Linked DNA regions of Homo sapiens: region 2 is linked to region 1. Evidence: read pairs that join two places in POLR2A ChIA-PET (ENCODE). Cell type or tissue: endothelial cell of umbilical vein. All regions are shown on one strand. Each heading gives the region's core, and the rest is flanking DNA. Links, peaks and the distances in the headings are about the cores only. Region 1 has its middle 24 kb from the start of EYA3. Region 2 overlaps EYA3 (EYA transcriptional coactivator and phosphatase 3).

Region 1 (11,333 bases), core at 2,282-10,281:
TCCCAGGCTCAAGTGATCCTCCTGCCCCAGCCTCCCCCATAGCTGCAACCACCAGGCACAAGCCACTACACACAGCTAATGTAAAAAAATTTTTTTTTGTAGAGACAGGGTCTCACCACGTTTCCTATGCTGGTCTTCAGCTCCTGGGCTCGAGTGATCCTCCTGCCTCAACCTCCCAAAGTGCTAGGATTATATATATACCACATTTTTTTTCTTTTCTTTCTTTTTTCTTTTTCTTTTCTTTTTTTTTTTTTTTGAGACAGAGTTTCCCTCTTGTTGCCCAGGCTGGAGTGCAATGGCGCAATCTTGGCTCACCGCAACCTCTGCCTCCCAGGTTCAAGCAATTCTCCTGCCTCAGCCTTCCGAGTAGCTGGGATTACAGGCATGCACCATCACGCCTGGCTAATTTTGTATTTTTAGTACAGACAGGGTTTCTCCATGTTGGTCAGGCTGGTCTCGAACCCCCGACCTCAGGTGATCCACCCGCCTCAGCCTCCCAAAGTGATGGGATTACAGGCGTGAGCCATTGCGCCCGGCCTATATACCACATTTTCTTTATCTACTCATCGATTGATGGGCATTTAGGCTAGTTCCATATTTTCGCAATTGCAAATTGTGCTGCTATAAACATGCGTGTGCAAGTATCTTTTTCATATAATGACTTTCTTTCCTCTGGGTAGATACCCAGTAGTGGGATCAGAAAGTCTTCTCTGATTTCTGTTCCCAGGCTGGGATAAGTGCCCCCTCCACAGTGCCTCCCGGACATCTCTCACTATTACAAGAATAAAGCTGCTCTCTGTCTCAGCCCCACTGTCTTTGATTAGTCCTTCCAGTGCTAACAGCATGGACTTTGGAATTAAAAAACACATTGTTTAAGCCCAGCTTCTGCCACTTCCAAGTAGCTCTGGGCTCTTGGGTCCACACATACTAAGCCCTCCAAAAACTCCAGTTCCTTGCGCTCTTTCCTCCTGGTTTCTTGGAAGGTACCCTTAAGTCTCAGCTTGCACTGGAACCCTGGCATCATCCTCACGTCCTACATGGCTCATGTCCTCATGTTCTACAGCCTTCTAGGGTGTGGCAGGCACATTTTCATTGCTTGACCTGTCTTCCTATGGGAAATTGTTCCTCCTCTCCCCAGTCCAGCTCAGTCCCTGTGGTTTGGGTCTTGGCAGAAGACCCAGGACTGGCCAATCCAAAGTCTGTATTCTTTTGGCCCCGGTGATTGGTCCAGGGATAGGCCTGTGAGTTAATAAGATCCTTCATATTTATTATATGGACATTAGAGGAAAGACGGTCTCTCTCTCTTTTCCTTCCCGCTCACCATCTTTTTTTCTTTCTGTCTCATTATAAGATGCGCAGCAGTGGGCCGGGTGCGGTGGCTCACGCCTGTAATCCCAGCACTTTGGAAAGCCGAAGTGGGTGGATCGCTTGAGCCCTGGAGTTCGAGACCAGCCTGGGCAACATGGTGAAACCCTGTCTCTACTAAAAACACAAAAACTAGCCGAGCATGGTGGCGGGCACCTGTAATCCCAGCTACTCATGAGGCTGAGGCACAAGAATTGCTTGAACCCAGGAGGCGGACGTTGCAGTGAGCCGAGATCATGCCAGTGCACTCCAGCCTGGGCAAAAGAGCAAGACTCCGTCTCAAAAAAAAAAAAAAAAAAAAAAAGATACACAGCAGTGATGGCTTGGCACTACCAGCAGCCATCTTGCTACCTGTTTGAGAATGAAGCCAAACAAAATCAAATAAACCCCGAAAGATGGAAAGAGAGTTCTGATGCTCTCCTTGATCCAGACATGTCTGAAGTCCCTTTGAACTACTTTTTTTCAGCTAGTCTGGGTTAGATTTCTGACATTTGCAACCAAAAGAATCCTGACCAATACATGGGTTCACTTTAATATGTAAACAGGCCTAGCATAGTGGCTCCCGCCTGTAATCCTAGCTACTCAAAGGGCCAACATGGGAGGATCACTTAAGGCCAGGAGTTTGAGACCAGCTTGGGCAACATAGCGAGACCCATATCTCTTAAAAAAAAGCAGACAGGGTGGCTAGATCTAAGGCAGCCTGAAGATGAGCCAGCAAGTTGAGGATAGCAGAGTGGCAAGAGCACAGAACTTGGGCCCTTGGGCCGGGCACAGTGGCTCACATCTGTAATCCCAGCAGTTTAGGAGGCTGAGGCAGGCAGATCACCTGAGATCAGGAGCTCAAAACCAGCCTGGCCAACATGGTGAAACCCCATCTCTACTAAAAATACAAAAATTAGCTGGCCATGGTGGTGTGGACCTGTAATCTCAGCTACTCGGGAGGCTGAGGCAGGAGAATCACTTGAACCTGGGAGATGGAGGTTGCAGTGAGACGAGATCAAGCCACTGCACTCCATCCTGGGTGACAGAGCGAGAGTCTGTCTCAAAAAAAAAAGAACTTGGGTCCTTGATGACACCAGCCAGCTGCTGAATTAATTAACTCTGGATCCCATCTAATTTAGGACTTCTTAAGTGAATATTTCCTTACTAAGTAATTTTGATTTTTTTTTAAAAATTAAATATGGAATGCTTTATGAATGTTTGTGTCATCCTTGCGCAGGTGGAGGTTGCAGTGAGCCAAGATCGAGCCACTGCACTCCAGTATGAGCAACAGAGTGAGACCCTGTCCCCTACTAAAAAAAAAAGCAGTTTTGAGATTTAATTCAGGTATCTTTTAAAGTGTACACTTCAGTGGCTTTTTTTGTTGTTGTTGTTTTGTTTTTTTGAGACAGGGTCTCACTCTGTTGACCAGGCTGGAGTGCAGTGGTGCAATCATGGCTCACTGAAGCCTCGACCTCCTGGGCTCCAGAGATTCTCCCGCTTCAGCCTCCTGAGTAGCCAGGACTACAGATGTGCACCACTATGCCCAGTTAATTTTTCTTTTTTTTTTTTCAGTAGAGATGAAGTCTCATTATGTTGCCCAGGCTTGTCTTGAACTCCTGGGCTCCAGTGAGCCTCCTGCCTCAGCCTACCAAAGTGCTAGGATTACAGGTGTGAGCCACCATACCCTTACTGATTTTTAGTGTATTCATTGACAAAGTTGTGCAACAATCACCACTAATTTCACCACCTCAAAAAGAAACCCCATACCCACTAGCAGTCACTTCCTGTTCCCCCCCACCACCGCATGCAACCATTAATCTTAACAAGGGATCTTCGGGGAAAGCGTCCAGTCTTTCACAAGGAAGTATGATGTTAGCTGGGGGTTTTTGTAGATATCCTTTATCTGGTTGAGAAAGTCCCCTTCTCTCCCTAGTTTGTTGAATGCTTTTAAACTGTTAGATTTTGTCGAATGTTTTTAGGCATCTATTGGAGGGGTGGGTTTTGTTCTTTATTCAATTAATATGGTGTATTACATTAATTGCTGTGTAAATATTAACATAATGGTTCAACACACTCCTTGAAATAATGATATTCATTTGTAAGCTCAGGTGAGCCACATTATAAGAGCATCTGATAGCTGACAATCCAGCTTACACAACTGTAGGCTTGTTTAATTAGGTTAACAGATTTTTTTTTTCTCTACCAAGTTTTTCTTTTCTCTTTTTTTTTTTTTCTGAGACAAAGTCTTGCTCTGTCGCCCAGGCTAGAGTGCAGTGGCACCATCTTGACTCACTGCAACGTCTGCCTCCCAGGTTCAAGCAATTCTCCTGCTTTGGCCTCCTAACTAGCTGGGATAACAGGCATGTGCCACCACACCCAGCTAATTTTTGTATTTTTATTTAGTAGAGATGGGGTTTCACCATGCTGGCCAGGCTGGTCTTGAACACCTGACCTCAGGTGATCCGCCTGCCTCGGCCTACCAAAGTGCCGGGATTACAACCGTGAGCCATTGTGCCTGACCACTACCAAGTTTTTCTGAAGAAGAAAATTCATTGTTAGTGAAGGGGTTCAGGACATGCCACCCCAAAATATGCCACTCTGGCATATTATTTTGAGCTGAAGCCACTTGAGAAACAGCCGGTGCAGGAAGAACCCTCTGAATTCCATCTTTTTACCTAAATACAGTTCATAAAATTTCCCATGAGAAAGATGCCCTCTCTGTACCAGGAAGAGAAGCACATTCCCATCACCGGAGACTGAGGGTTGATGGCGCAGTGGGCCTGTACAAATGAACCTACTAAAATAACCCCATGTATTTCCTAGTCATTGTCCCACAACTAACTGCCTTTAGCTCAAGCCTCTTTGTCTTGTCACATCCCCACAATTTGTCATTCTTTTTTTTTTTTTTTAGACAGAGTCTCTGTTGCCCAGGCTGGAGTGCAGTGGCACAGTCTTGGCTCACTGCAACCTCTGCCTCCCAGGTTCAAGCAATTTTCCTGCCTCAGCCTCCCGAGGAGCTGAGACTACAGGCACCCGCCACCAAGCCCAGCTAATTTTTGTATTTTTAGTAGAGACGGGATTTCCTCATGTTGGCCAGGCTGGTCTTGAACTCTTGACCTCAGGTGATCCACCAGCTTTGGCCTCCCAAAGTGCTGGGATTACAGGTGTGAGCCACCAAGCCTGGCCTGTCATTCTTTTGTTGTTGTTGTTCTCTTTATAGCCGGCTCAGACTCCAGTTCACATCACCCACCGATTTATTATTCTTTATGTAAAAAGGTATATAAGCATTTGGGCTTAATTAATTCTTTGGGTTTTCACTTTCCTTCTGACGACTCCTGTGTATAGATAAAATATTTAAAAACTTTGTATGCTTTTCTCATGTTATTCTGTCTTATGTCTGTTTAATATTAATACTTAGGCCAGGCTGGGCGTGGTGGCTCACACCTGTAATCCCAGCACTTTGGGAGGCCAAGGCAGGTGGATCACTTGGGGTTAGGAGTTTGAGAACAGCCTGGCCAACATGGTGAAATCCCGTCTCTACTAAAAATACAAAAATTAGCCAGGCATGGTGGTGCGCACCTGTAATTCCAGCTACTCGGCAGGCTGAGGCAGGAGAATCACTTGAACCCGGGAGGCGGAGGTTGTGGTGAGCCGAGATCGTGCCTTTGCACTCCAGCCTGGGCGACAGAGTGAGACTGTGTCTCAAAAAAAAGAAAGAAAAAAAAAAAAAACTTAGGCCAGCCATAGAACCTAAGAGGGTAGATGGAAGTTTCTTCTCCCCTGTAGGAGCATATACAGTATGATGCAAAAATGAGATGCTTAGGCTTTTCAGGAACTATCTCTGTTGATTTCTCTGCAGCTGAAAAAAGCTACAACATGCACGGTAAAATGTTGTCTTGAGCTGTGGCCTAACTGGTCAAAATGGGTCTCAGCGCAAGGTCTACTGACTCCTCAGGGCTTTCATAGCCACCAAAGCTGCTGTGGAATTGATCACTGGTCTCTAGGGGGCAGGAGTGTCTTCTCTTGACAGGAAACGAAATGAGGTTAGAATAGAGATAATGGTCTGTAGAAGTCCACCTTCTCCCTCTCCCTACCACCCCACCCGCCTCCAGTTCTCTATTCTGGAACTTCTGCCCTGAGAGGAGAAGCTGCTGCTGAAGATCTTGCTCCAGATGGAGAGAGTTGTGCATTTAGCTTGCCCAACTACCATTTTGAGGACATCGTCTAGTTTTGTGTCCAGTGTTCCTTCCTTGGAGGAACTTCCCCCATCCCCACACCAAGTGATACTCACATGGCTGCCAATCACAGAACGCCACCTCTCTGACCACAAGAGTGACTCAATCCTGGGTCAACTGGACTTTCTCAGGACTTTGGAACTGTGGAGACACTCAGGGATGGAAGGAAGTGGGAGCTGAGTCATTTGATGTGTTTCCCCTAAAGCAGTGCTTCTCATAAGGGGGTCCCTTGACCTGCAGCAACAGCATCTGGGAACCTGTTAGAAATACAGATTCCCGGGCCCCAACCCACACCTACTGGATTAGAAACTCTAGGGGTAGGCCCCAGCAATCTGTGTTTTAAAAACCCCTCCAGGTGATTCTGCTGCATACTAGGGAAACCACAAGTTTCTGTAAGTGGGATTCCCAGAGCTTACCTGCACCTTATCCTTTTCTTGGCCTTGGCTGTTGAGATCTTCCTTAGATTCTTTGGTCTTCCCAATGTCTTTCTAGTAAATTCTTTGTTTTGTTTGAGCAACTCAGAGTTGCTTTCTGTTGCTTGCAACCTAAGGACCCTGACTAATGGTCCTCCCATCTAATTCATATCTACACAGACCCTTCTTGAACCATGGGCCTTCCTGCCGTATGTAGACTGCAATGGTTTGACTTCACCCTGGTCTTTGTATTTTGCTTCAACGCCAAACCATATTAACTCCAAAGCAGAGCTCAGTGGGCATCTGATTAGGCTCTTTCACTGTCCTGCCTGTTTATTCAGTTGCCTCCCCAGTAATGCAAGTCTTTATAAGAACATCTCTTATTCCTCCATTTAGTTGACATCTCTGTTTTTTTCGTCTTAGCTCCCAATCTTCTTCTTCTTCTTTTTTTTTTTTAACTATTAACAACACACCAATGGCATAATGAAGTTTGTTTTTTTCTTTCCTATATGAGTTAAGGAACAGAATAAGCTGCTTTAGTAAAGAGGCTCAAAAATACAGAATAAATTTATTTATTTACTTATTTATTACTGAGACAGGATCTCATTCTGTCTTCCATGCTGGAGTACCATGGTATGATCATAGCTCACTGTAACCTCAAACTCCTGGGTGTAAGGAATCCTCCTGCCTCAGCCTCCTGAGTAGCTAGGATTACAGGTGCTCACCACCATGCCTGGATCATGTCTCAGAGCAGCCTCAACCTCCTGGGCTCAAGTGATTCTCCCACCTCAGCCTCCCGAGTAGCTGGGATTATTGGCATGGGCCACCATGCCCAGTTACTTTAGGGTCTCATTATCTTGCCCAGGCTGGTCTTGAACATTTGGGCTCATGTGATCCTCCTGCCTCCACTTCCCAAAGTATTGGGATTACAGGCATGAGCCACCATGCCCCAGCTAGAGCAAATTTATTTTGAATCTCTTGTTTTACAGGTTTTGTTTGTTGTTCTTATTTTGTCTTTTGTTGTTGTTTTATCCCTTTAAGCATATGGGTGATTCAGGATGAGTCCAGAGGTGAGTAAGGGGCTCTGCTTCAGGTAGTCATTTGGGGATACAGGTTCCCTCTATCTTGTTGCTCTGCCGTCTCCAAGGACATCATTGAAGCATCTATATACAAGCCTGTGGTAAGTGGGGGAAAGAGGAAGTAAATGGCTAACAATTTCACTTTAGGAAATGATGTAGAAGTGATGATCACATGAATCTATACATTTTCCAGTGGTGAGTACTTAGTTACATGGTCACACCCAGCTAGCTACCATGGCAGCGGTGACCATGAACTATGATCTGGATCTGGGCAGCCATATACCCTGCTATATCTTGGGGTGAAAATTATTTTATTACTAGAAGAAAGGGGGAAGTAATGGATAATGGAGACAGTTAGCAATCTTTTCACACTTTCTAACTCTGAGCCTTGTATCCAAGTGTTGAAAGTTCAAATGCCTTCACAGGGGCTAGGCAGGTGATTAACTGAGTAAAGCAATCTAAAAGGAGTGAGGTGACTGTGACAAAGTAGGATGCACTGTGTCCTGTCTAAAGGGGGTAACAGTTACTTGATCCCTTCCCCTTCTTCATTAACAGAATTCCAAGCTTGTTTGAGTGCCCAGCCTTGGAGCACAAATCATAATTTTCTATTATCAATCATGAAATTCTGTTTCTAGTGTCTTCAGCCTCCCCTGTGTCTGGGAATCTCCATATGACTCAGCCAATGGGAGAGTTAAGGAAGTCTGGCGGGGGACTTCTAGGAAAGCTTTTGTTTTCCTAGTAAAGAGTCAGCCATGACTGGAGCTTTCCCATACCAGTTCTTCCTGATTTGAATGTGGGTGAGATGCCTGGAGCTGGGGCAGCCATCATATGACCTGGGGTGGCAAGCAAGAGGGGAAAACCAAAAGAACTGTGGTGATACTGAGCTAGAAAGAACTAGGGCCAGAACCTGCCTGACTCCAGACATCTTGTCATGTGAATAACACAAAAAACCAAAACACCTATTTGTTTAATGAAACTTAAAATTGGCTTATCTGAACTTCATGGCCGTTCAAAACTGATCTAATCCTTCCAGATTTATTTTTCAAGTTTCAATTATTTATTAATCAGGGTAATCTCCAACACATTACATCAACATGATTTCATGTATTTAGAGGACAAATATTTCCTGATTAAATGGAAAATTGTGCGGATGGCTTCAGAAAGACCTTCATTCGAAAGCAGCTTTAATAGTGAAACACTTCATTTACAAATCTGGACCTTCTTTCTTCAGTTTGCTATAATCCACATTCACTGAGTAAAACTTGGATGGATTGTTGGGACCCAGTTTGTTACAGGGCTCTGGGTTATTCTTTCTTTCCTTTTTATTTATTTTTTTTTTTGAGACTGAGTCTCGCTTCGTCGCCCAGGCGGGAGCACAGTGTCACGATCTAAGCTCACTGCAACCTCTGCCTCCAAAGTTCAATCAGTTCTCTTGCCTCAGCCTCCCGAGTAGCTGGGATTACAGGCACATGCCACCACATCCAGCTAATTTGTTGTATTTTTAGTAGAGACAGCGTTTCACCATGTTGGCCAGGCTGGTCTTGAACTCCTGGCCTCAAGTGATCTGCTCACCTTGGCCTCTCAAAAAGCTGGGATTATAGACATGAGCCACCACACCAGGCCTCTGGGTAATTCTTTCTGTCCTAACATCCGGATTGAACAATGCCAGACTTAAGACATACAATGCTTTTCTAATACCTCTAAATCCAATAAATACAAAGAAGGGATCAAGCTCAGATGCTTCTTGGCCTGACTGAGGATCTGCTGGAGCTTGTCTGCAGCAGAGGTCTCCCATTCGAAAGGAGAGAACCAGCCTAGCTATCAGGCCCTGGACTAAGTAGTATCTGCCCCAGATATTTTAACATGTATATTCACTTTGTATAAAGATGAAATGCATACGCTGCTTTGTAACTTAAAAAAGAAGTACTGGCCAGGTGTGGTGGCTCACGCCTGTAATCCCAGCAGCTTGGGAGGCCGAGGCAGGCAGATCACAATGTCAGGAGTTCAAGACTAGCCTGGCCAAGAGACCAGCCTGGCCAATATGGTGAAACCCCATCTCTACTAAAAATATAAAAATTAGCCGGGCGTGGTGGTGTGCACCTATAATTCCAGCTACTCGGGAGGCTGAGGCAGGAGAATTGCTTTAACCTGGGAGGCGGAGATTGCAGTGAGCTGAGATCACACCATTGCACTCCAGCCTGGGCGACAGAGCAAGACAAGGCATTTTTCATTTTGATGACTGCAGAATATCCACTGTATGTGTATAGCTTAGCAGCTAATCAATCCTTTATCATTGGACATTCAGTTAGTTTACAGTTTAGCTGTTTTTATTTTTGTTTTTGAGAGGGCAGTTTGCTATTGTAAACAATGCTGTAACGGACTACCTTTTAACTAAGCCTCTTCTTTTTTTTTTTTTGAGACACAGTCTCACTCTTGCCCAAGCTGGAGTGCAGGCTCGGCTCACTGCAACCTCCTTCTCCTGGGTTCAAGCTATTCTCGTGCCTCAGCCTCCCATGTAGCTGGGATTATAGGGATGTGCCATCATGCCCATCTAATTTTTTTTGCATTTTTAGTAGAGATGGGGTTTTGCCATGTTGACCAGGCTGGTCTCGAACTCCTGACCTCAAGTGATCCACCTGTTTCGGCCTCCCAAAGTGCTGGGATTACAGTGAGCCACCGCTCCCAGCCTTAACTAAGTTTCTTAATATACTCTTATAATTACATTCTTGATTATTTTCTTAACTTTCCAGAAGTGAAATGGCTGGGTCAGAAGACAATAAATAGCAATCTCTTTTAAGTAAAATGATGCACTTGCTTTTGGTTCTGTTTCTGCTACTTTGAGTAAGTAATCACTCATTTATTCATCATCCATTCACTTAACAAGCACAAGAAGCACAGAGTAAAATGTGGTCCTCGTCTTCAAGGAGCTCATAATGGAATGGCAGAGGCAGGCAGGGCAACAGTTAATGAGAAGGAGTGACAGTTGTGGTGGCGGCTTTCGACAAGGTTTCCAGTGATCCCTGCTTCCTGATATTCATGCCCTTGTGTAATTCCCTACCCATGAATATGGGCTGGACCTAGTGAATTGCTTCTGATGAATGGAATATGACAAAAGTGATAGGATGTCACTTCTGTGATTAGGTTACAAAGAACTGTGACTTCCATCTTGGTAGCTCTCTCTCTCTTTTCCTTGCCCTCTCATTTGCTTGGTCTGATGAAGCCAGCTGCCACACTTACTTGATGGAGAGGCCTATGTAGCAGGGAACCCAGGGAGGCCTCCCGCTAGCAGCTCTTGAGGAACTGAGGCCTCAGTCCAACAGCCTGTGAGGAACTGAATTCTGCCAACAATCATGTGAGCTAGGAAGCAGATCTTTTCCATTGAGCCTTCGCTGACCAAGGACTTAGCCAAGCCATGCCTGGATGCCTGATCCATTAAAACTGAGAGAATGAATTGATATAGTCTTAAGCCCCTACATTTTGGAGAATTTGTTACATGGCAGTAGATGACTAATACACAAGCAGAGTGGTACAAATGAGTGTGTGATAGGTGCAGGCATGAAGGAGAAGCATGAAACCGCCATGGTGGGGAAGGGCCACGTCTGATAGGAGTTCTGAGTGGAGGGCAGGCTTGCATTGCATTTTGCAAGCTAAGAAGGAATTAGGGGAAGAGAAGAAGTTTCCAGAACAATCAAGCTCTGAGACCATTTCCCTAACCTGTGTTACCAGATCACTTGTTGCACCCTTGGCTAGAGGTAAATTCACTGTGAAGTTAGCAGAGTTTAAGCCCCAGGGCCCCTCACCTGCACAAACTCCTTTTAAAGCCCAAGAAGGGTCCTAGTAATGTTGTATTTATAATTCTGCATTCTTTTTCTTAAGGAGAGCCACCTAATTTAGGCCCCTGCATCAATGGACTTGCCAAGACCCTTTTAACGCCCTTCCTCTCGCCCCTTTCAATCTATAGCATATACTTACCAGTCCTATTTGGCTCTGCCTCCTCAAATACTGTTTCTCAGCAGCTCATCCTAGCCCTTCAGCCTTTACTTCCTTAACCTAAACAATCCAGGTTCTGGAGTTTTCCCTACAGGCCCTGTTCTCTACCTCTTTAATCATCTTTACTGCTGTTTTTGTTTTATTTTATTTATTTATTTTATTGAGATGGAGTTTTGCTCTTGTTGCCCAGGCTGGAGTGCAATGGCGCAATCTCAGCTCACTGCAACATCCGCCTCCCAGGTTCAAGCAATTCTCCTGCTTCAGTCTTC
Region 2 (11,333 bases), core at 2,189-10,188, 97 kb after region 1:
AAGATAGATGTATATGAATCCCACAAATATTTATTGACCATCACCTGCTGTATGTCAGGTGCTTTGCTAGATGCTGGAGATTATAAGACAGCAGGATTCTGCCTTTTTGGAGCTTACAGACTAGTGGGGTGCGGGGGAGAAAACAAGTGAGTAAATACATAACAGATTTTGAACAGTGCTCTGAAAAAAAAATTGATCACTGTGATTAAGAAAACAGAAAAGGTCTTGGTTTTAATAGGTCAAAAAGACCCTCTTTGAGGAAGTGAGTCATGCTGAGGAGCCATCATGCTGGGAAGGCAAGGGGGTTGGAGAGAACAGTCTAGGCAGAGAGAACAATATTGCAAAAGTCCTCAAATGATAAAGAGCTTGTCCGGTTTTGAGTAACTTAAAGAAAGACAGTGTGAGCAAAGGAGGTGAAGTGACATGATCTAAAATTAGAGAGGTGGGTAAAAACTAAATCTTGCACAAACTTTTATGTGCCATTAATGCTTGAATTAAACTTTTAACTTTGTAGCACTATCACTTGGTGCAGCTGTGCCACTTACCATTCTGTAACCGTGGTCTTCTGTTCAAAGCTTTATCTGTATATTGTCTGTTTTAAGCGGACATCTAGTGGGGCCTGGTTCTCAAAAGTGGTGTCTTTCAAGTTTTTGCAGCTCCATTGTCAAAACAGGAGTGAAGGCTGTCCAAAAACAGTTGACCATGCCATTAGCATTTGGAGAGCTAGCAGCCTTTAGATACATAATAATAGGAGCCAGCACTTGAGTTTTATTTGATTCTCTAAATTTGTAGTTTTTGTTGCATAGTTCATTGTTGCTGCTTTTGTTTTTAAACCTGCAATTGAATATTATTTTTATTCACACACACACACACACACACACACACACACACACACACACACACACACGATGATCTGTATTTTTTTAAAAGTGCCTGGCTTTTTAGTCATAGCTGTATGTGGGGTAGGGCAGGCAGTGGTTGTATACATTTTTAGGCGAGTTTGCCTTGGGTTCTATGGTGGTTATAAGAGCCTAAAAAAATTACTTAATTATTGACTAACTTCCCTCACTAGAATTTAAACTCCTTGAGGGCCAGGACTTTGTCTTACTATTTTATCCTTCAGTGGCTGAAATGGTTTCTAGGCACATAGTTGACCCTGATATACTTAATGGGTTTGCTGAATGAATGAGTGGCACATGTTAGAAATAATTTGGCTTAGTTGGAGAAAAAAGTGTTATTAAGCCCTATGAACTTTCTGGGTCAGCAGACCAAGTTCCCCTATAATAAAAGCCAACTATTGCTCAGAGAAATTTGTGATTTTAATACAGTACTTGTTAAAAACTCAGAGTTATCAACTAGCTAATCAAGCCATTAAACTTTCTAGCCGGGATATAATAAGAGTTTATGGCTAGTTGTTTTTAAGGTCTACCATTTTACCTCCAGTACAATTCATTAAGTGGTTTGAAAATTGTTAGATTTGTAAAACCACCTTGTCAATCAGAGTACATTTTCCCCCATAGAGATCAGATATGACTGAGTTGTACCTCCCACCATTATTAAGTTATGGAGAAGTAGCCGGGCGTGGTGGCTCATGCCTGTAATCCCAGCACTTTGGGAGGCTGAGGTGGGTGGATCACCTGAGGTCAGGTGTTCAAGACCACCCTGACCAACATGGTGAAACCCATCTCTACTAAAAAAAATGCAGCATTAGCCGGGCTTGGTGGTGCATGTCTGTAATCTCAGCTACCTGGGAAACTGAGGCAGGAGGATTCTTGAACCCGGGAGGCGGAGGTTGCAGTGAGCCGAGACTACCATTGCACTCTAGCCTGGGCAACAAGAGTGATACTCATCTCAAAAAAAAGAAAAAAAGGATATGGAGAAGGTAGGACAGAATTAAAGATCAATAGGTGAAAAAGAGGATTGTATGCCAGGACCAGGGCCAGAAGAAAACTGAACTAAAAATGGACTTGCTGGGGAAGATAAATGATTAAATCAATTCTTTATTTTATTTCCCACCTTAAATCACCTGTGTTCAGTTTTATTGCAGGCCTGCCTAGGATAATGTACTGATAACAAAATCTGGAAACCATTCAAAATTCTTTTCCTACAAGAATGGTTAAAACCATTTACAGAGTCAGTTACCCTGTATATTGTCATGTTTTGATGCTTCCTCTTAGGAAAAAGGATGGCTTAAGCCACAGTAGGAAAGAAGGTGAATATTGGTTGAAAGAAAATACCTTCTGTAAAGCTATAAAACCTATTTCATTTAGTTGTTATGTTTAGGAAAGTAAGCCCTTAAGAGTCCTTTAGTTCCCCTGAAGCAAAACGTGCTATAGAAAATAAAGTTACTCTGGATAGTTAGGAAATTTGTTTTTGTTTTTGTTGTTTTAATTTTTTTTAATTTATTTTTTGAGACTGAGTCACTCTGTCGCCCAGGCTGGAGTGCAGTGGCGCGATCTCAGCTCACTGCAACCTCTGCCTCCCGAGTTTAAGTGATTCTCCTGCCTCAGCCTCCTGCATAGCTGGGATTACAGGTGCACACCATCACACCTGGTTAATTTTTGTATTTTTAGTGGAGATGGGGTTTCATCATGTTGGCTAGGCTGGTCTCAAACTCTTGACCTCAGGTGATCCACCCACTTCAGGCTCCCAAAGTGCTGGGGTTACAGGCGTGAGCCACCACGCACCTGGCCATAGTTAGGGAATTTGAACCCTAGCTTAGCTGCTGACCCTGAGGAAGAAGCACTGGATGAAGAATTGGGAGATCCAAGTTGTCATTTTGGTTATCTTCCATTATTTTTGCTGCTGTGGACAAGTTACTTTAATTCTTCTTTGTCCTAGGTTCTTCATCTTAAAGCTGGGGTTGCAGCAATAGCTGTAACTGAACTTACTGTCTTCTGGATTGTCTTCTAAGCCGAGTACCCTTAGGGAAAGGGATGAAAATTATCTAATTTTGACCAGAGCACTTAAGTTTCTATTGCATTTGTTCTCCTGCCCTGTTCTCAATGGAAGTTTTCTTACTAATTTTCTCTCTGGGGGACTTTGTTAATGGGGCAGGTAGTCAGTTAGTCAGGTCTACCTGATGGTGAACCCATATGGTGTGTGTACCTGCAGTAGGAACCATGTCTAAGTGTGTTTATGATAAATGAGGACAAGGAGTTTGAGAACAGTACTGATAATATCAGTTACATTGTTCACCTGAGAAAAGTCACTGGTTAGTGCTAGTCATTGAGATTTTGATTAAAACCCTAGTAGAATGAACCTATGACAGAAGAAGTATAAAACTTAACCCAAATTACTTGTCTTTATTTTTATTGTTTTATGTGAATGGAAATCAGCATTTTCTTTCTTTTTTTTCTTTTTTCTTTTCTTTTTTTTTGAGACAGAGTCTTGCTCTGTCACCCAGGCTGTAGTGCAGTCATGCGATTTTGGCTCATTGCAACCTCCACTTCCTGAGTTCAAGCGATTCTCATGTCTCAGCCTCCTGAGTAACTGGGATTACAGGCCCGTGCCCACCATACCCAGTTCATTTTTATATTTTTAGTAGAGATGGGGTTTCACCACGTTGGCAAGGCTGGTCTCAAACTCCTGGCCTCAAATGATCTGCCTGCCTCGGCCTCCGAAAGTGCTGGGATACAGGCATGAGCCACCACACCTGGCCTCAAATTACTTAAGACAGCCCAAGTATCATATAAGGTACATTTTTATCTGACCAGAGTAATATTTAATATTTTCTGAGTTTTTCCAGGCTCATTGTTAAAGTCTCTAAATGCTATGTCATTGTGTTTATTGATCCACATTAGTAATCTATTATTTGAGTAGAACTCAAGAAGCAATTCTAAATGCTTTGGAATTTGGAGGACCAGCTCTATTTCTCATGTAATTATGTTGTATTAGGAAAGGCGTAACTTGGGGCAAGTGACAGCAAACAATATCACAGTGTAAGATTTACCAGAGTTCTACTGCTTTACAGTAGGTCACATTGCAGGTGAGTCATTTTTCAGCCTCTGGAGAAGATGGGCTGGAGGAATTGGATTTAGCTGTGATTTCATTGATATTATTAGTATGAGCTGTGAATTGAATATATATCCTTTTAGGCCTTTAATAAGAAGAATTGAAGACTCAAGTTGAAACAGAAAGATGTTTCAAATGTTTTGTTTTTAACCAAGTGTAAATGTAGCTATCCCACACAAAAAAGCAAAACGAGTGTTTGTTTCCTTTGCCAATGTTGTTTATCTCCTTATAAATCTGTTCACTTAAAACACATCTATTTTCAGTTTCTTCTAACCTTTTACATAATATCTTTAATATCTTTTAACCCCATCAATCCTCTAGCTTCAAGCACAAATGCCAGCCTGATATCTACTTCTTCTACAATTGCCAATATTCCAGCAGCAGCAGTAGCCAGCATCTCAAACCAGGTATGATGCTACCTTTGTTCATCCTGTTTGATAGAGTTCATCCAGCTTGCTCTTTCTTCTTTCCATGGTCAATTTGCCTATCTAAGAAACAACCAGGAATAGTATGGGCTGTGGAGACTTTTTTCTGGATACCTTCAGAACTCGGACCCTGGATGGCATCTTAGGTTACTGTCTAGTTTTTGTTGTTCCTCTGCTGGGTCTCTCTAGAATATGGTTATGTCTGTTTCTTTACTGTATTTGTCTTCACTTCCTACTCTGCCCCTACTAGAATGTAAGCTGCATGAAGGTAGGGATTTATTTTTCTGTTTTGTTCATTTACATATTCCCAGAGTATAGAAAAATGCCTGCCACTTACATCAAAGGCACTTGATAAATATTTATGGAATGAACAACTCATTCTTTATGAATTTTTTGTGGTCTATTCTTGATCACTGTTATGTTAACTATGCTTAGGAGATCACTGGTAACACCTTCAGTGTTCTAGAGTTTTTTATTTTTGTTTTGATTTGTTTTCTCTACAGCAATTATCATCACCACTGTCTCCTTGGATCTTTTCCTGGCTACAGTTAACATTACTATTCTGGTTATTATACTGGTTTTGCTTTTTTTTTTTTTTTTTTTAAGATGGAGTCTCACTCACTCTGTCGCCCAGGCTGGAGTACAGTGGTGCGATCTTGGCTCACTGCAACCTCTGCCTCTCAGGTTCAAGTGATTATCCTGCCTCAGCCTCCTGAGTAGCTGGAACTATAGTCATGTGCCACCATGCCCAGCTAATTTTTGTGTTTTTAGTAGAGATGAGGTTTCACATGTTGGCCAGGCTGGTCTCAAACTCCTGACTTAGAGTGAACCGCACCCGCCTTGGCCTCCCAAAGTGCTGGGATTACAGGTGTGAGCCACCGCGCCCAGCCTTGTTTATTCTTTTAGTCCACAAATATTTATTGAGTTCCCACCTGTGTACCTGGTATTTTTCTAAGGACTGTCTCTTTCTCTCTCATAGCTCTTCTTTTTGACCCTGTCTTTGAACGTGGACAGTCTCTATTTGGTTTTTCCACATGTTAATTACTTCATCCACAGGGATGTTTAACCACATAATGTCCATTTACTGTCACCAAAGATTCTAATCCTCCCTCATGATAATTACAGCTTCCAACTGATTGACATTTTTTTCTTTAATGTCTTGCTGTTTCCCTAAGTTCAACATATGTAAAATCAGACTTTTATTCCAGCCCTTTTTATGTCTCTTTGTCTTCCAGAAGTAAAACCACTTTTCCCTGACTTCTTAATTCTTATTAGTGATACTACATTTTTCTTAATAAACCTAGGCCTAAAACCAGACCAGATATCTTCCATTATTTTTCTCACAACCTTACCCAATCTGGTCATTTCTCAAAATCTTTGAGAAGAATTTCTTTTGCTTTTTGCTATCGTCTCCAATGTTTTGGTATTTTCCCTTTTAATCCTGAATTACCATAGTTAATTGCTCATTTTATTTCCAGTTTTTTCCCCCTTGTGCCTGTTCATTCTCTAAAATACTATCTCATTAATTTTTTCTAAATCCCACTTTTTGTCATGTTACTGACCTGCTCAGAATATTTTCATGTTTTTTGTTTGTTTGTTTGTTTTTTGAGACAGAGTCTCGCTCTGTCACCCAGGCCAGAGTGCAGTGGCGCAATCTCTGCTCACTGCAAGCTCCGCCTCCCGGGTTCACGCCATTCTCCTTCTTTTCATGTTTTTATTCGTTGGTTTGAATTTGAGAGTCCCCATTCCCTATTCCCTAGCCCACAGGCTATATACTATTGCCTAAAGAATCCAAGTCTTATTGCTTTACCAATCATTCAGGCCTACAGAGGTCCTTTGTTTCAACCAGACTCAGCATCTGTGGTCCCTGAATAAAATCTCCTCAGAGCCTATTCATGTTCTTACTTTCTCTGCCTATTAATCTCAGAAAGCTTCTTCACCATCATACTTTACAATGATAGTTGTCTGTTCTGTATTTCAGTCATTTGACATATATTTTATTGCCATTTTGTTGTCTGTCTTCTCTCCTGCTAGATTTTTAACTCCCTTGAGTTCTGCTAGTGTGACTTATTCTTTTCTTTAATATTTCCTTCTTCTGCCCATGCACAAATACACACATACATATAATTATATTTGGTTTATGGTAGAGATACCCAATGACTAATTAGAAATAATGTATCTGATCAGTTAGCTTTTTCCTACTTGCCATCATTATCAGTGTCAATGGAATTTTTTTAGCTGCGTATTTGAACTGTCATACCTAGTTTTTTTACAGCTTTATTAGGGAGTAATTGACATACAGTAAACTACACAGATTTAAATTGTACAGTTTAGTAAGTTTTGCCATATATGTGCCTATGAAACCAAAAGTTTTATCCCAATATTTTAAGAAACCTTTTTTTTTTTTTGAGACAGAGTCTTGCTCTGTTGCCCAGTCTGGAATGCAGTGGTATGATCTCAGCTCACTGCAACCTCTGTCTCCCAGATTCAAGCGATTCTCCTGCCTCATCTTCCCTAGTAGCTGGGACTACAGGTGCATGCCACCATACCTGGCTAATTTTTGTATTTTTAGTAGGGGCTGGGTTTCGCCATGTTGGTCAGGCTGGTCTCAAACTCCTGACCTCATGTGATCTGCCTGCCTCAGCCTCCCAAAGTGCTGGAATTATAGGCGTGAGCTCCCGTGCCTGGCCTTTTTTTTTTTTTTTTTTTTTTTTTTTTGAGACAGTGTGTCACCTAGGCTAGAGTGCAGTGGTGCAGTCTTGGTTCATTGCAACCTTTGCCCCCTGGGCTCAAGTTATCCTCCCATCTCAGCTTCCCGAATAGCTGAGACCACAGGCGTGCATCACCATGCCTGGATTTTTGTTTGTTTGTTTGTATTTTTAGTAGAGAGAAGGTCTCACTATTTTGGCTAGGCTGGTCTCAAACTCCTGAGCTCATGCGATCCTCCCACCTCGTCCTCCCAAAGTGCTGGGATTACAGGCGTAAGCCACTGTTCCCGGCCAGGAAACTATTTTTAAAGAAAACTTGATTGTTTTAGGTAGATAATCAGGTTGTTTTTTGTTTGTTTTGTTTTGAGACAGGGTCTCGCTTTGTCACCCAGGCTGGAGTGCAGTGATGCAATCTCGGCTCACTGCAACCTCCGCTTTCCAGGTTCAAGCGATTCTTGTGCCTTAGCCTCCCAAGTAGCTGGGATTTCAGGCATGTGCCACCACGCCAGGCTAATTTTTGTATTTTTAGTAGAAACAGGGTTTCACCATGTTGGTCAGGCTGGTCTTGAACTCCTGACCTCAAGTGATCCACCCATCTTGGCCTTCCAAAGTGCTGAGATTACAGGCATGAGCCACTGCACCCAGCTGATAATCAGTTTTTAAATTAAGACATTTTAATGTAGGATATGTGCTTTTTTTGTTTGCTTAAGTTTAAGTTTTGTTTTGTTGTCCTTAGAAGTGCTATTATCTAGTGCAACAGTTTGTAAACCTCTTAGAGTAGAATCTTTCCCTCAAATTCTGTGCAGAAATTCGGTACATAAAACTGGGGGAAGAGGCTGTTAGAGTACAAAAAGGGACACCATGTGTATGTTTATGAGAGTACAGAAGACCCTTCCCTCTCAGCATTTCCTCATTCCAAGACTGCTCCTGGGACATCTCTTGACTTAGGTTTCCACAGAATGCATTTTGAAAATCATTGATTTAGATTGGAGACTTTTAGGTAGGTAAATGAGAAGTCAAATTAATGTTTTAGAAAAATAATTATGAATAAGAAAGAGGGAGAAGAAAGCCTCTTGTGTTGAGATTAATGTATGCTATAAGAGTCTTGTTTTCTTATTTCCTTTGGCCTGCAGGATTATCCCACCTATACTATTCTTGGTCAGAATCAGTACCAGGCCTGCTACCCCAGCTCCAGCTTTGGAGTCACAGGTCAGACTAACAGTGATGCAGAGAGCACCACATTAGCAGCAACCACATACCAGTCGGAGAAGCCTAGTGTCATGGCGCCTGCACCTGCAGCACAGAGACTTTCCTCTGGTAAGCACCGCAGCTCTGAAAACTTTGGCTTAAGGTCACTTCATCCAACAGTTGTTTTTAGGCAATGGTAAGGATGATTTTGTTCTGTCTTAAGTCATTGTTACCATGCTTTTGGCTTTCCCTCTGAGGTGAGGAGTATTGGAAGCAGGCTGTGAGTCATTGGTAGGCTGAATGTATACCTGATGCTGAGAACGGAACAGAAAAGTATCAAGAACTAAAAGACTCTTTCTGACTCGTACTCTACCCTCCCTGTAGCTTTAACCCACTTGCCACAGGGAGCTTCAGCATGTTATAATATTTTGTAAAAGTTGGAGGACTCCAGTTTTAGTCTTGCGCAGGTTTTGAACTGCTGCTAAGGCCTCAGAGCCATAGTTCTTTCTATGTCCAGGATCCCTTTAAGATTCTGAGGAAAGCATGGTCCTTTTCCCTCAGAGAAATATATACAATTTAACCTACAATTTCAGTATGCTCACAGCTCTGAAGTGTATCAATGAATTACAGTGTCCAACTTAAAAACCTTTGACATAAAAGATTAGACACACATTTAATAAACATATATATACACACACTTTTTATTTATATTTAATGAAAATTTGGTAGTTGGCTTTCACATCATGTGGTTCGAGGAAAGCACTGTTTATCATTGGCACTGATGCATGTTTAGAAACAGTACTATATAACAAGTGAACAGTTTTCTGTGCGGTCACCCTACCAGTCTAATAAGTGGACATACAAATGGTCGCCACTTCAAACTTACATAAATTTGAAATAATTACAAGTGTTGATTAAAAACTAAGGTTTTAAAGTCATTTTTCTAAATATCTTTGTTATAACAATTTTAACTTTTGAATATTGGAGAATTTCAAACATAGAGAAAAGTTGCAAGGCTAGTGTGATGAACACTTACATATCCATCATTCATCTTCAACAGTTATCAACTTATAGACAATTTTGTTTCAGCTATACATCATCTAGCTCCCTCCCCAGATTCCAGGCATTGTTCTCTAAAAGATAAGTATGGTACTTATTAACATAACCACAATGGCATTATCCCATCTTTAAAAGTTCAATATTAATAATGTCTTAATTTTGTATTATCAAGTACCAAAATGTATTTGTATTTCCAGCTTTCTCATAAATGTTATGAGTTTTGTTTCCCTTTTGTTTAAAGTAGGATCCAACCCATTCCACAGTGTATACATATTTCAAAACAACATAAAGCATATACAGTTTTTATCGCATTAGTAAATAGAAATAATAAATAAATAGAAAATTTGAGGAGGGAAAATTAGGATCCAAATATAAGGTCCATAAATTGTGATTGGTAATTATGGGTATTTTGTGTTTCATCTCTATTTTAACCTATAAATCCTCCCGTCTCTTTTTCTCCCCCTTGTAGTTTGTTTGTTGAAGAAACTGGAGTGTTGATCCCATACTGTTTCCCAGTCTGAATTTTGACAGTTATATCCTCATAAGGTGGTTTAACATGTCCTGCTGCCTTCTGTATTTTATAGTAAATTGGTGAATGAACAGTTGTTTTCAACTGTTGGCAATGTATGGAAACATTTTTGGTTGTTACACTAGGTGGGGCGGTGCTTCTGGCATCTAGTGGGTAGATGCTAAGGATACTGCTTAACCAAACATCCTATAATGCACAAGACATCCCCCCACAACAAATAATTATCTGATCCAAAATGTCAGTTGTGCCAGGTTGAGAAACTCTAATCTACAAGTTTGACCATGAAGATTCAGGTTCAGCTTTTTCTTGGCAAAACAACTTCATTGATATTTTCTTCTATCATGGGGTAAGCATATAAAGTCTGGTTATAACTTTTCTGATGTTAGCCAGTGCTGATGCTCAATGCCTAGATGTACACTTCATAATTGCTTACATAAGGTTTAGCTTTCCAACCTTTATCCCTGCATTATGACTCACAAGGGCAGAGAGTCCACTAACCCTCTTCCTGCCCTGATTCTTATAGCCTGTGACTCCTGACAACATATGTTTCACTTTTTCTTTCCAGGAGACCCTTCTACAAGTCCATCTTTGTCCCAGACTACACCAAGTAAAGATACTGATGATCAGTCCAGGAAAAACATGACTAGCAAGAACCGGGGCAAGAGGAAAGCTGATGCCACTTCTTCCCAAGACAGTGAATTAGAAGTATGAGAAGAAACTGATTTAGTTACCTACTTTGTTCTTTCTCACTTCTTAAGTTTATCAAACATGTTTTTGAAGCTCACAGAGATAATGTGCACTATGTTATGTGCCCTTTAATTCCTGAGCAAAATAAACTAAATTGGCCACGTTAAAAGAAAAATGTAAAAAGAACAAATTATTCTGTATATTCCAGAAGAGAACAGAAACAATTCATCATATTCAGAAAGCAGAGGGAGTTACAAGTAAAGTCATACTGTTCTCTATTTAAAATTTTAAAAGGGTCAGGTGCGGTGGCTTACATCTGTAATCCCAGCACTTTGGGAGGCTGAAGCGGGAGGATCGCTTGAGACCAGCCTAGGCAACATAGTGAGACCCCCATCTCTAAAAATATATATATACAAGAATTAGCTGCACACCTGTAGTCCCACCTACTTGGGAGGCTGAGATGGGAGGATCACTTGAGCCTGGCAGGTTGAGGCTGCAGTGAGCTATGATCGGGCCACTGCACTCCAGCCAGGGCAACAGAGTGAGACTCTGTCTCAAAAAGAAAAGAAATTTAAAAGGAAAGGACTAGAGTGCTTTTAGCCAAGTTTCTGTAAGGCGCAAACAGATCTGGTAACTTATTAATGAGACTGGTGCTGATTTATTCTGTAGTGTAAGTACTATATGAGTTTATTATGGACATACATTTGACTTCATCATTAAAGA

The links. ChIA-PET counts read pairs that join two places held together with the same protein. Peaks named below come from ENCODE experiments on the same cell type or tissue, not always from the same donor. Only the 100,000 strongest peaks of a DNase experiment are listed, where the experiment ranks them.
Region 2: POLR2A ChIA-PET joins it to region 1 with 12 read pairs; 2 of 35 experiments call an interaction of 5 or more read pairs at or near these places.

What each region holds. Positions count from the first base shown.
Region 1 is chr1:28,107,250-28,118,582 of GRCh38, reverse strand. No RefSeq gene overlaps it. Among named protein-coding and RNA genes, the nearest start is that of EYA3, 24 kb to the right of the region's middle. RefSeq lists enhancers at 5,085-5,134, 5,185-5,244. In endothelial cell of umbilical vein, for the core only: a CTCF peak has its summit at 5,328 (motif pointing right); DNase peaks (open chromatin) are centred at 5,692 and 7,822; H3K27ac peaks cover 1,860 bases.
Region 2 is chr1:28,010,242-28,021,574 of GRCh38, reverse strand. EYA3 (EYA transcriptional coactivator and phosphatase 3) reads left to right here. Exons shown (of 18, transcript NM_001990.4): 8 at 4,336-4,421; 9 at 8,281-8,464; 10 at 10,489-10,628. Among named protein-coding and RNA genes, the nearest start is that of XKR8, 56 kb to the right of the region's middle. In endothelial cell of umbilical vein, for the core only: no CTCF peak of the experiment used is centred there; no DNase peak of the experiment used is centred there.